3 separate regions of the Homo sapiens genome follow, and regions 1 and 2 are each linked to region 3. A link is an interaction called in ENCODE POLR2A ChIA-PET data of the cell type or tissue named here. Cell type or tissue: GM12878. All regions are shown on one strand.

What was found. ChIA-PET counts read pairs that join two places held together with the same protein. Peaks named below come from ENCODE experiments on the same cell type or tissue, not always from the same donor. Only the 100,000 strongest peaks of a DNase experiment are listed, where the experiment ranks them.
Region 1: POLR2A ChIA-PET joins it to region 3 with 6 read pairs; 2 of 35 experiments call an interaction of 5 or more read pairs at or near these places.
Region 2: POLR2A ChIA-PET joins it to region 3 with 5 read pairs; 1 of 35 experiments calls an interaction of 5 or more read pairs at or near these places.

Annotation. Positions count from the first base shown.
Region 1 is chr3:38,974,852-38,978,851 of GRCh38, reverse strand. The region is part of intron 2 of SCN11A (sodium voltage-gated channel alpha subunit 11); the gene reads left to right. Among named protein-coding and RNA genes, the nearest start is that of SCN11A, 75 kb to the left of the region's middle. In GM12878, no CTCF peak of the experiment used is centred here; no DNase peak of the experiment used is centred here.
Region 2 is chr3:38,296,341-38,300,340 of GRCh38, reverse strand. All of the region lies in intron 1 of SLC22A14 (solute carrier family 22 member 14), which reads right to left. Among named protein-coding and RNA genes, the nearest start is that of SLC22A14, 16 kb to the right of the region's middle. In GM12878, a CTCF peak has its summit at 1,966 (motif pointing right); a DNase peak (open chromatin) is centred at 1,980.
Region 3 is chr3:38,230,607-38,234,606 of GRCh38, reverse strand. All of the region lies in intron 10 of OXSR1 (oxidative stress responsive kinase 1), which reads right to left. Among named protein-coding and RNA genes, the nearest start is that of SLC22A13, 33 kb to the left of the region's middle. In GM12878, no CTCF peak of the experiment used is centred here; a DNase peak (open chromatin) is centred at 1,766; H3K27ac peaks cover 232 bases.

The DNA of each region.
Region 1 (4,000 bases), 740 kb before region 3:
AAGAAGGCTGCTGTGGAAGGGCAAGGCAGAGAGCGGAGGGGCCGAGGCTGGAGGGGACAGGGCCAAAGCACGCTGGGTCCACAAACCACATTAGGGAGCTTTTCTTTATCCTTCCTTATCATGTTTAAATTTAATAAAATCAAATTATCTTCATTTCACTTTATATTACTTTCTGTTTATGAAAAGAGTTATTAATTTTTTTTTTTGAGACAGGGTCTCACTCTGTCATCCTGACTGGAGTGCAGTGGCGTGATCTCGGTTCACCGCAACCTCTGCCTCCCAGGCTCAAGCAATTCTCCTGCCTCAGCCTCCCGAGTAGCTGGGATTACAGGTGTGTGCCACCACGTCCAGCTAATTTTTGTATTTTTAGTAGAAACGAGGTTTCACCATGTTGGCCAGACTGGTCTTGAACTCCTCATCTCAAATTATCCACCCACCTGGGCCTCCCAAAGTTCTGGGATTACAGGTATGAGCTACCGTGCCGAGGAAAAGTGTTATTCATTTTTAATGAACAGGAGTGACATACAGATTTTAAAAAGAATATATCTAAGAATAAAAATAGACTTGATATAAATAAAAATAGTAAGTTAATAGTTATACAGGTGTTCGGTAGAAGTGGCAAAAATGGCAAACCTGGAGCAGAGATGACTGTGGTGGAAGAAGTGTGGGTTCTGCAGGAAGCAGATGTGGTCATGGATCCTGGCCTCTCCACCACCAGCTCTGTGATCTTGGCATTGAGCATCAGTTTTCTTGTCTGTAAAATGGGGATAGTAATACCTGTTGTATGTGGGTAGTTGCAATATTGCAGAAGGTTCCAACAGTGCTTGGCACATCATAGACAATCAGTGAATGTATGTTCTTCTAAAAGGAAAATAATTTTCTGAAAGCATTGAGAATAGTAATATTGGTGGGGAGAGGCTGAAGATGGTCTGACCATTCAAATATTCCTGGTGAGAGATGATGCAGATTTAATATGGGATGGTGGCAAGAAGAGAAAAGTCCATGGAGGAGGTAAACTTGAGCTATGCCTTTGAAAGAATGGCTTATCTGCTGATTAATCAATATGTAGAGAGAAAGAAAAACATGCATTCCAAGTAGAAGTTACAGAGTAAGCTAAGCGCAGAAGGGGAAGCTCCAAGGCATGTTGTTGGGTGATGGAGATGTTCCAATTTGGGTATCAGTGGGAAATGAGTCTGGAAAGGCAGGTGAAGGTAGGGCCATATTCTGCAGCTTTACTTGCAGAGCAAAGAGGTGTGATCAAAACCAGAGAAAACACAAACAACACTAACAGTGGTAATGGCTTGCATTTGTTGAGCACTTATGATGTATCAAGCAATGTTCTAAAGGGTTTTCAAATATTGACTCTTCATTCCCGTATCAACCTCATGACTGCCTACAAATTACTACCATCTACAACTTACAAATGAAGGAACTGAGGCATAGAGGGGTAAAGTGACTTGTTCAGGTGATAGAATTCTTATCCAGTGCCAATGGGGAGCCCTCCGAGTCTTCTGAGCAGCCCTGGTCTCAGATGTGGCGTGTACAGGGCCAGTGGAGCGGGAGGAGGAATAGCAGGCCAACTGGCTAGAGAAGAAACCATGGCAACATTTCAGACAAATTAGGAGGGCTGGACTAGGAAGTCAAGAGTGGAGTGGAAACCCACTCTTTCTCCTTTTTGAGTGATCACAACCTACTCAGCAACAGTAATTTCTTTTTGTTTTCTCTTTAGCTTAACAGAAATACTTGTGGATCCAAATCCATGGTAGGAGGTCTGATTAAGAGGATTTGCAGAGAGGCTTTTGAGAAGTTGGATGCTCACTGCTGGTTAGAAACTACTGCTCTGGAATGAGCCACACTCTGTGCAGTATTTGATATTAAAATATTCTCCTGATTGCTTCTAATTCTACATATAATAATAAATCACTACCTTCTGAGAAGGAAGGCTCTTATTAAGTAAAATGTCTGTCATTATTCAGAGCGTCTACATGGATTTGAATATTGACTGGGTTTGGGTAGGGGGACGGGAGAAAGCTGAATTGCTGGGCATGATGAGCAAGAAGAATTAGAGATCCTGGGTGCAAGTGTGGGAGAGAGAGGGGAAGGGTTAAGGGAGAAGCCAATGAGATTATATGATGCCTGGAGCTTTGGAGTGGGGTGACCAAAGAACTGCTAAGATCAAGTGTGCAATACAGGTTTAGTATCCCTTATCCAAAATACTTGGGACAAGAAGTACCTTGGATTTCAGATTTTTAAAGATTTTGGAATATTTGCAGGCCGGTTGAGCATTCCTAATCTGAAAATATGAAACCTGAAATGTTTCAGTGAGCATTTCCTTTGAATGTCATATCAGTGCTCAAAATGTTGCAGATTTTGGAGCATTGCTGACTTCAGATTTTTTAGATTATGAATGCTCTAACTGTATTTGATTTGAAATTGTTTGTATTTCTGTAATGCAATTTCTGCCATCACCTCCCCAGGCCTTAAGTCTGCTGCATTCAAAAGTGTCTTGTGGGAGGTGTGAGTAGATGTTTTGAGTGTGTAAAAACTAAGAAACAGTCCTCATAAGTATGGAAACTTGGTTTATGACAGTATGTATATTACTGTTCTTTGACTTTCAATATTTCTGCCTTCTTATATTTTAATTGTGTCTCATAACAAGCATGTAACTGGATTGTTATTTTAAATCCAATATGAAAACAATGACACTGGAGAGTTAAGTATATTGAACTTTAAAGTGATTACTGATATATTAAAATATATTTATACTATCTTATTATGCTTATTATGTGTTTTCTCTTTATACTGCATTTTATGGTTAAAAAAATTCTAAACAATTTCCACTCTTTTTTCCTTTTAAAATATTGTGGTAAATACACCTAACATAAAATTTACCATCCTACCATTTTAAAGTGTACCATTCAATATAGCGTTAAGTACATTCACATGTTTGTGAGATCAATCTCCAGAGCTTTTTCATCTTCCCAAATTGAAACTCTATATCCATTAAACAACTCCTCTTTCTCCCCTCCTCCCGGCCCCTGGCTACTACCATTTTACTTTCTGTCTCTATGAATTGCTAGGTATCTCATATAAGTGTAATCATATAATATCTATCTTTTTGTGACTGTATTGTCACTTTACATAATGTTTAACAATCTTCATTCTTGACTTCTTTTCCTTTTCTTACTAAAATTTCCTTCTCGACTTGTTTGGAAAAAGTTATCCACTCTATGTCCACTTGAACAACTTGCTCAGCTTGCTAAAGAAGTTGAACAATTTGTTGAGCAAGTGTTTTAACATGCCTGCACTAAACCAAAACCAATCCAAATATTAATCCTGCTGAATTAGACCAGTACGAGGATCTGAGAATGCTTTAATTCTTGTTAACTTCTCTCAACTTAGATGCTTTTGTTATCCCATATTTTATTTCCAGCTTACCTTCTCACCCCTCGAATTAGACATTATTCTATTAGACATTATTACTATTGTTAATGTTATTATTAACTTCAGAGTCAGAGTTTGCTTAGCTGTATCCTCCTATTCATATCCACCTACGTTTTTACTCACCATCCCTTCATGTGTCTCAGACTTGGCATTTGGAAGAATTTTTCTTCTGCTTGAAGTATATTTTTTAGGATTTTCTTCAGTGAGGATCTTTTAATGGTAAATTTTTCTTAGTTTTTGTCTGAAATTGTCTGTATTTTACTGTCGTTTTTTGAAATAGTTTTTTATCAGCATACAAGTTTAAGTTGACAGTTTTGGGTTTTTTCCTCTCAATATATTGAACATTTTACTCTACTGATTTCTGTATTCTTTTATTGATATTGAGGTATCAGCCAAGAATTAAATTGCCGTTCATTGGTACACGATCTTTATTTTCTCTATGGCAGCTTTCAGAATCTAGTTGCCTTTGATGTTTCAAAATTTCACTATTTTGCACGTAGTTATTGATTTAAAAATTATTTCACTTTGGATTTATTGAGCTTTTTAGATTCAAAGA
Region 2 (4,000 bases), 66 kb before region 3:
AGGCTCCCGAGTAGCTGGGACAACAGGTGCACACCACCACATCCGGCTAATTTTTGTATTTTTGGTAGATATAGAGTTTTACCATATTGGCCAGGGTGGTCTTGAACTCCTGACCTTAGGTGATCCGCCCACCTTGGCCTCCCAAAATGCTGGGATTACAGGCGTGAGCCACTGCACCTGGCCTTGGAACAATTTTTGAGGCCCATGAATGCTTCTGGTGAATTGCAGAGCCTGAGAGCAGTCTTACAGACCACTGATACACTTAAAAAACTATGTATACACTTACTTTTTAATTTAGCAATCCCACTTTGGGAATTTATCCCGAAGACACACTTCCAACAGTAAGAAAATACATGTGTACAAGGTTATTCACACTGCAGCATTGATTGTATCACAAAATATTGGGAAAAAACCTAAATATCCATATACATAGGAGGCTGGTTGAATAAACAGTGTTATAGCCACTCAGTGCAATACTAGAACTGGTGCAGTGCCTCACACCTGTAATCCCAGCACTTTGGGAAGCTGAGGCAGGAGGATTGCTTGAGCCCAGGAATTCAACACCAGCCTGGCCAACAAAATAAGACCCATCTCTACAAAATATAAAATAATTAACCAGGTGTAGTGATGCATGCTGTTAGTCCCAGCTACTTGGGAGGCTAAAGCAAGAGAGTCACTTGAGCCCAGGAGATTGAAGCTGCCATGAGCTATGAATGCTCCACTGCCCTCCAGCCTAGGCGATAGGGTGAGACTATCTCAAAAATAAAAAGTGACATTATGCAGCTGTAAAAAAGAATGAGGAAAATGTCTATTCATTGATATGGAATGATTTCCAGACCATATTGGTAAGTGAAGAAAGCAAAATGCTCGAGTATCTCTAGTAAGCTGCCCTTCATGTAATAAAAGGGGATATAAGAATATACATGTATCTGCTCATTTGTGAAAAAAATACAGGAGGATAAGTCACAAACTAATGAGACTAATTATCTCTGAGGGTGAGTGGGTGGGAATGGGTGAAAATAATGAGGGAATGGAATGGGGTAGACGGAATGGGAGGGGAGAGACTGTTCTCTGAGTATAGCTTTTTGTGTAATTCTGATTTTAGAACCTTAGTAAGGTTTCACATACACCCTATCCCCAAATAAGTAATTAACTAAAACCAACCAGTACAAAGAAGTAATCCAAACAGCAGCAAATAAACCTAATGTGATACAAATAAACATCATAACTGCATTGAAGAGGATGGGGAAGAAAAGGACTAATCTAAGTAACTGAAAAATAGCATATCAACTACATATTGTAAAGCTAAAGATGAAAAGAACTGTACACAAGTACTGTTACCCTAGTTAGTGAATTTGTTTCTCGCAGAGATGGATTTGCAGTTCTGAAACTATGTGTATAATATTTAAGCAAATAAGTAACTATATTGTAGATAATAAGAGCTAGGTTTTTGTCAGAGAAAGGAGTTACAATAAAGGACAGGGGAAGCTGGGAACAGTGGCTCACACCTGTAATCCCAGCACTTTGGAGGCCAAGGCAGGTGGATCACCTGAGGTCAGGAGTTCAAGACCAGCCTGGCCAACATGTTGAAACCCTGTCTCTACTAAAAAATACAAAAACTAGCTGGATATGGTGGCACCTGCCTGTAATCCCAGCTACTCCAGAGGCTGAGGCGGAGAATTGCTTGAACCCAGGAGGCAGAGGTTGCAGTGAGCTGAGATGGCGCCACTGCCTGGGTGACAGAGCAAGACTCCGTCTAAAACACACACACACACACACACACACAAGACAGGGAAGACTAGAATGAAGACTGTGGTCTTGGATTGGAACCAAAGGTACCAGAATGAACTCATGATAGATAGATTAGATAGATAGATAGATAGATAGATAGATAGATAGATAGATAGATAGATAGATGTGTGTGCAAGTCTATTTTCTACCTCTGTCCACTAGATGGCCTAGAAAAAATAACAGCTTAGTAGCAATGAGCACACCTAGTACTCAGATATTGGTTCCTAAATAAAAGAACCAGGGTTCGTTGGAGAAATGGTTGATTCCAGGGTTGGAGCAGGGACAGTACAAGATGATTATAAAATATCTTGTGGTGCCAGAAAGCAAGAAAGCACCCTAAAATGATGGGGGCACATCAAAAGAACACAGGAGCCAAACTGAAGGTGTGTCCCCAGTGGACAAATCTGGGACAATTTTAGCAATAAAATAAATAATGATAGTAATATGTTATAACCCATAGAATAAATATGAGTCCATAATAATATAAATAAGTGAATAAATAAGTAGTATCAAAGGGACAGCTCTTCTTTACTGTAGAATCCCGCAGTAATAAGTGTAGAAAAAATGATGAAAATTCAAAAATCACCATTTGGCAAGCACCAGTTATAATTGTTACAGGCAAGAATCATTGATGAATATTAAAATTAGAGGATGAAAATATGAGAAACAGATAATTACATAATATCAGAGTGTGTCTCACTATAAGATACTTATCATTTACAAAGGGGAAAATAATAACTTCATAGTGAAGAAATTTGGCAGATATCATTTTAACCAAGTAATCAAAATTAAAATCACCAGTAATGGGATATGATGACATCATACACCCCTGCATATGATGTACTAAGGGCACAACAGCACTTCTGAGGTATTCTTGCCAGAAATATATGCCTTAATATAATCATAAGAAAACACCAAACAAGGCTGGGTGGGGAAGGGAGAGCATCAGGAAGAATAGCTAATGGATGCTAGGCTTAATACTTAGGTGATGGATTGATCCATGCAGCAAACCACCATGGGACACATTTACCTGTGTAACAAATCTGCACATCCTGCACATGTACCCCTGAACTTAAAATAAAAGTGGAAGAAAATTAAAAAAAAAATCCCACCACCAAACAGATTTAGGGGCATTCTACAAAATAACTGCCTAGTACTTTTCAAGTATTAAAGCATGAAAAAGGCTGAGGAACTTTCCCAGACTGTAGGAGACTAAGAAGACATTGAGAGACAGGACTAGCTGGATTTTCTAGGCTGACTAAGAATCCCTAAGCCTAGCTGGGAAGGTGACCGCATCCACCTTTAAACACGGGGCTTGCAACTTAGCTCATACCTGACCAAACAGGTAGTAAAGAGAGCTCACTAAAATGCTAATTAGGCAAAACCAGGAGGTAAAGAAATAGCCAATCATCTATTGCCTGAGAGCACAGAGGGAGGGAAAATGATCAGGATATAAACCCAGGCATTCGAGCTGGCAACGGCTACCCTCTTTGGGTCCCCTCCCATTTTATGGGAGCTCTGTTTTCACTCTATTAAATCTTGCAACTGCACACTCTTCTGGTCCGTGTTTGTTACAGCTTGAGCTGAGCTTTCACTCGCCGTCCACCACTGCTGTTTGTCGCCGTCACAGACCCACCGCTGACTTCCACCCCTCCGAATCTGGCAGGGTGTCTCATGTGCTCCTGATCCAGCGAGGTGCCCATTGCTGCTCTGGATTAGGCTAAAGGCTTGCCATTGTTCCTGCACAGCTAAGTGCCCGGGTTCATCCCAATTGAGCTGAACACTAGTCGCTGGGTTCCACGGCTCTCTTCTGTGACCCACAGCTTCTAATAGAGCTCTAACACTCACTGCATGGCCCAAGGTTCCATTCTTTGGAATCTGTGAGGCCAAGAACCCCAAGTCAGACAACAAGAGGCTTGCTACCATCTTGGAAGCAGCCCGCCACCATCTTGGAAGTGGCCTGCCACCATCTTGGGAGCTCTGGAAGCAAGGACCCCCAGTAACATTTTGGCAACCACAAAGGGATCTCCAAAGCAGTGAGTAATATTGGACTACTTTTGCTTGCTATTCTGTCCTATCCTTCCTTAGAATTGGAGGAAAATACCAGGTACCTGTCAGCCGGTTAAAAATGATTAGCATGGCTGCCGGACTTAAGACTCAAGGTGTGAGGCTGTTTGGGGAAGGGCTTTCTAACAACCCCCAACCCTTC
Region 3 (4,000 bases):
TCTTTACCAACAGTTGTTACTGTCTTTTTGATTATAGCCATCCTAGTGGGTGTGAAGTGGTATCTCTTTGTTATTTTGATTTGCATTTCTCTGATGGCTAATAATACTGAGTATCTTTTCATGTGTTTATTGGCCATTTATGTATCTTCAAGAAGTTTCTATTCAGATCCTTTGCCCATTTTTAAAAATGTGTTGTCTTTTTATTATTGAGTTGCAAAAGTTCTTTATATATTCTAGATACAAGTCCCTTATCATATATATGATTTGCAAATAATTATTCCCATTCTGTAGGTTGTCTTTTCACTTTCTTGCCAGCGTCTATTGAAGCACAAAAGTCTTAATTTTTGATAAAATCAATTTACCTACTTTTTCCTTTTATTGCTTGTATTTTTGGTATCATATCTAAGGAAGCTTTGCCTAGCTCAAATTCCCAAAGGTTTATAGCTATATTTTCTTCCAACAGTATTATAACTTTAGCTCTTATATTTAGGTCAACAATCCATTTTGAGTTAATTTTTTGTAGGACGAGAGTAAAAGACCCAACTTCATTCTTCTGCATGTGAATATTCAGTTGTACCAAGGCCATTTGAAGATGATGATTCTTTAGTCTTCACTGAATTGTCATGGCACGAAAGCTTCTTTAACAGTGTCATGTTCACTTTTTGTGAATGTAAACTCTTTTTTTTTTTTCTTTTGAGACAGGGTCTTGCTCTGTCACCCAGGCTGAAGTGCAGTGGCACGAACACAGCTCCCTGCAGCCTCTACCTCCTGGGCTCAAGCGATCCTCCTGCCTCAGCCTCCTGAGCAGCTGGAACCACAGGCACATGCCACCATGCCCAGCTAATTTTTTTTTTTGGTAGAGTCTGGGTCTTGCCTTGTTACCCAGGATGGTCTAGAACTCCTGAGCTCAAGCAATCCTCCTGACTTCTCCTCCTAATGTGTTGGGATTTACAGGCATGGGCTACCACTCCTGGCAAATATAAACTCTTATCTCTAAAGACAGTCATGATTTTATTTAAATTATCTTCCTATATAGTCTGTTTCCTGTAAGTTTCTCTTTTTTTCTGTTTATTTTGACCTCTATTTTTCACATTAAGAGGTTTCCCTGAGGTATCCTGTGATCCTAGATCTATGCTCATATTTAAGAGCAAGGAACTAAAGCACTGATTGGAAACACTGAGCTTTTAAGTGGGTGGAGTTTGCTTCACTGCAGAGTGATGTGGGTGAGCATTTCCCACCTCCAATGTCAATACTTCTGTTTTTCCTCTTAGGCTAGTCAGATTGATCAAATAAGGATTTTTCAACGTCTTGTCTATGGGGTAATAAGCCTTAATGTTTATGTTCCAGGAGTTGAATGAAGTGATATGGATAGATTCTTAACATTCAATGTGTAAACAATTACTTAAATGCCCTTTTCAGTAAGTTATTCCCATGTTTAACTGTGCCTGGTGTCCTTCAGTTCAGAGACCATTTCTTTTACCCTTCTGCAGAATAAACCTCCAGACATCTCCTGGAGTGCAGCATGGAGTGGGGGAGGGACCAGAGTCTAACTCTATCTTAAGATTGTCAACCAATCTTCCTGTTTTTAGCCCTACTTTCACTCTCATTTCTGGAGGTACCTGGCACTATTAATTCCCTTACCTTTCAGGGTTCTGTTGTATATGGTAGCTTTCAAGCTTTTCTTAATACTGGCTTAGCAATTATAGTCTGCTGATTTGCCAAGTCCTTTACCACTAATTTATGGGCATCAAAGTTTTGAAAATTTGGTTGCAGCTTTCACTTCTCTCATTTTTTGTCCACTAGAGGTTTATGCCTTTTCTTTTTATTCTCTTTTTTCTTTTCGTTTTGAGACACAGTCTCACTCTGTCACCCGGGCTGGAGTGCAGTGGCATGATCTTGGCTCACTACAACCTCTGCCCTGCAGGCTCAAACAATCCTCCCACCTCAGCCTCCTGAGTAGCTGGGACCACAGGCACGCACCACCATGCCTGGCTAATTTTAATTTTTGTATTTTTAGTAGAGATAGGGTCTGCCATGTTGCCCAGGCTGGTTTTGAACTCCTGAGCTCAAGCAATCCATCCGCCTCAGCCTCCCAAAGTGCTGGGATTACAGGCGTGAGCCACCGTGCTTGATCTCTTTTTATTCTCTTAACAGTTCTTTTAGTAGGTAATTTTTGGCAGGAGGGTGGAAATATATGCAGGTATTCACCCAGGCTGAAGTACAGTGGTATGATCACAGTTGACTGTGCCTTCAACCTCCCAGGCTCAAGCGATCCTCCCACCTCAACATCCTGAATAGCCGGGACCAGAGGTGTATGCCACCATAGCTCATTAATTTTTAAATTCTTTTTATAGATATGGGGTCTCACTATGTTGCTCAGGCTAGCCTTGAACTCCTGCGATCAAGCTATCCTCCCACCTCAGCCTCCCACAGGTGCTGGGATTACAAGCGTGAGTCACCATATCCCCGGTCTGAGGCTCGCTCTTCTTTTGTTTTTTTTGAGACAGAGTCTTGCTCTGTCGCCCAGGCTGGAGTACAGTGGCACAATCTCAGCTCACTGCAACCTCCCTCTTCTGCATTCAAATGATTCTCATGCCTCAGCCTTCCGAGTAGCTGGAATTACAGACATGTACTACCACACCAGGCTAAGTTTTGTATTTTTAGTAGAGACGAGGTTTCACCATGTTGGCCAGGCTGGTCTTGAACTCCTGGCCTCAAGTGATCCACCTGCCTTGGCTTCCCAAAGTGCTGGGATTACAGGCATGAGCCACTGCACCCAACTTACTCTTCTTAAATTAATCAGATTTCAGATATAAATCAACACGTATCTCAGATGGGATTTATTATAAACAATAATAAGCATAGAAATTTTATACATATTATTAATAAGCATAAAAATATATACATATTATTTAAGAATATCCTGTGTGTCAGGAACTATTCTAGGCACACTGAAGATACAGCAATGAAAAAAAGTCCCTGTTCTCATTAAGCTGTTATTCTAATGGTAAAGAAACACTGTAAAATGTCAGATGGTGATAAGTAGGGTAAAGGGATAGAGAGTCATGGGAGGGTACTGTTTTAGTAATCAGAGAATATTATTCTGAGGAAAGGCCAATTGAGTAGACTTGACATAAAGTGAAGGAATGAGCCAAGTGAGTTTTTAACCTAGTAGCTATCCATGAGAATAATTGTCCAGGTCTCATCCACTAGAGTCATGACTTTAATTGGTTTGGGATGACATTGTCCATGTTTCTTTCTTTTTTTTTTTAAGTCCCCAAGTGATTCTGATATGTAACGATGCATTATAGCCACTGAAAAAGATATATCTCTAAAATAGAGACAAGTTAACTGTTTTACCAGTGCTTATTAAGAATATCATTTCCAAGTATTTAATATACATTTCTGGTTCTTCATTGTGTTAAATTCTTGGAATGTATCAAAATTCCCAAGCAGTGAGATCTACGGAAGAGAATAAGCCACTGCTAGACATAATGCTTCTAACTTCTTGGACAGGCCTACCACTATATTATACAAGGTGTAAGACCTTTACCTTCTTCAAGTCTATCATCAGCAGAAGCCCAAACTGCCTCCTTTCCTTCACATTGGATAAGTCTGCTTGAGCAGAGAAGTAAGAGTGAGGAAAAGGGAGGATTTTCTTCTCCCTGCTCTCACAGAGGTTCATAAAAGTATCATGGACAGGAAGATTAATATATTCTGCCCAAACTGAGATATTAAAGCATTCTGTATGCTCACATCATGACCAAACTTCTTAGAAATTACATATGCGTAATAAAGTTCTTTCAGTCTTTCTGTAAAGGCAGTAGAAAATTTGGAGTTCCAAAGAGGGTACTGTGACTTATACCCAAAGCTATAAATGTCATGTAAAATCACAACTCACTCTGGTAGCTGGAAACAGTTATCAAACAGAGTTTAGAATTAATTTACCAATTACTGTCTAGCATCCCTTTTCATCCTAAAAGATAGCAGAGTAATACCA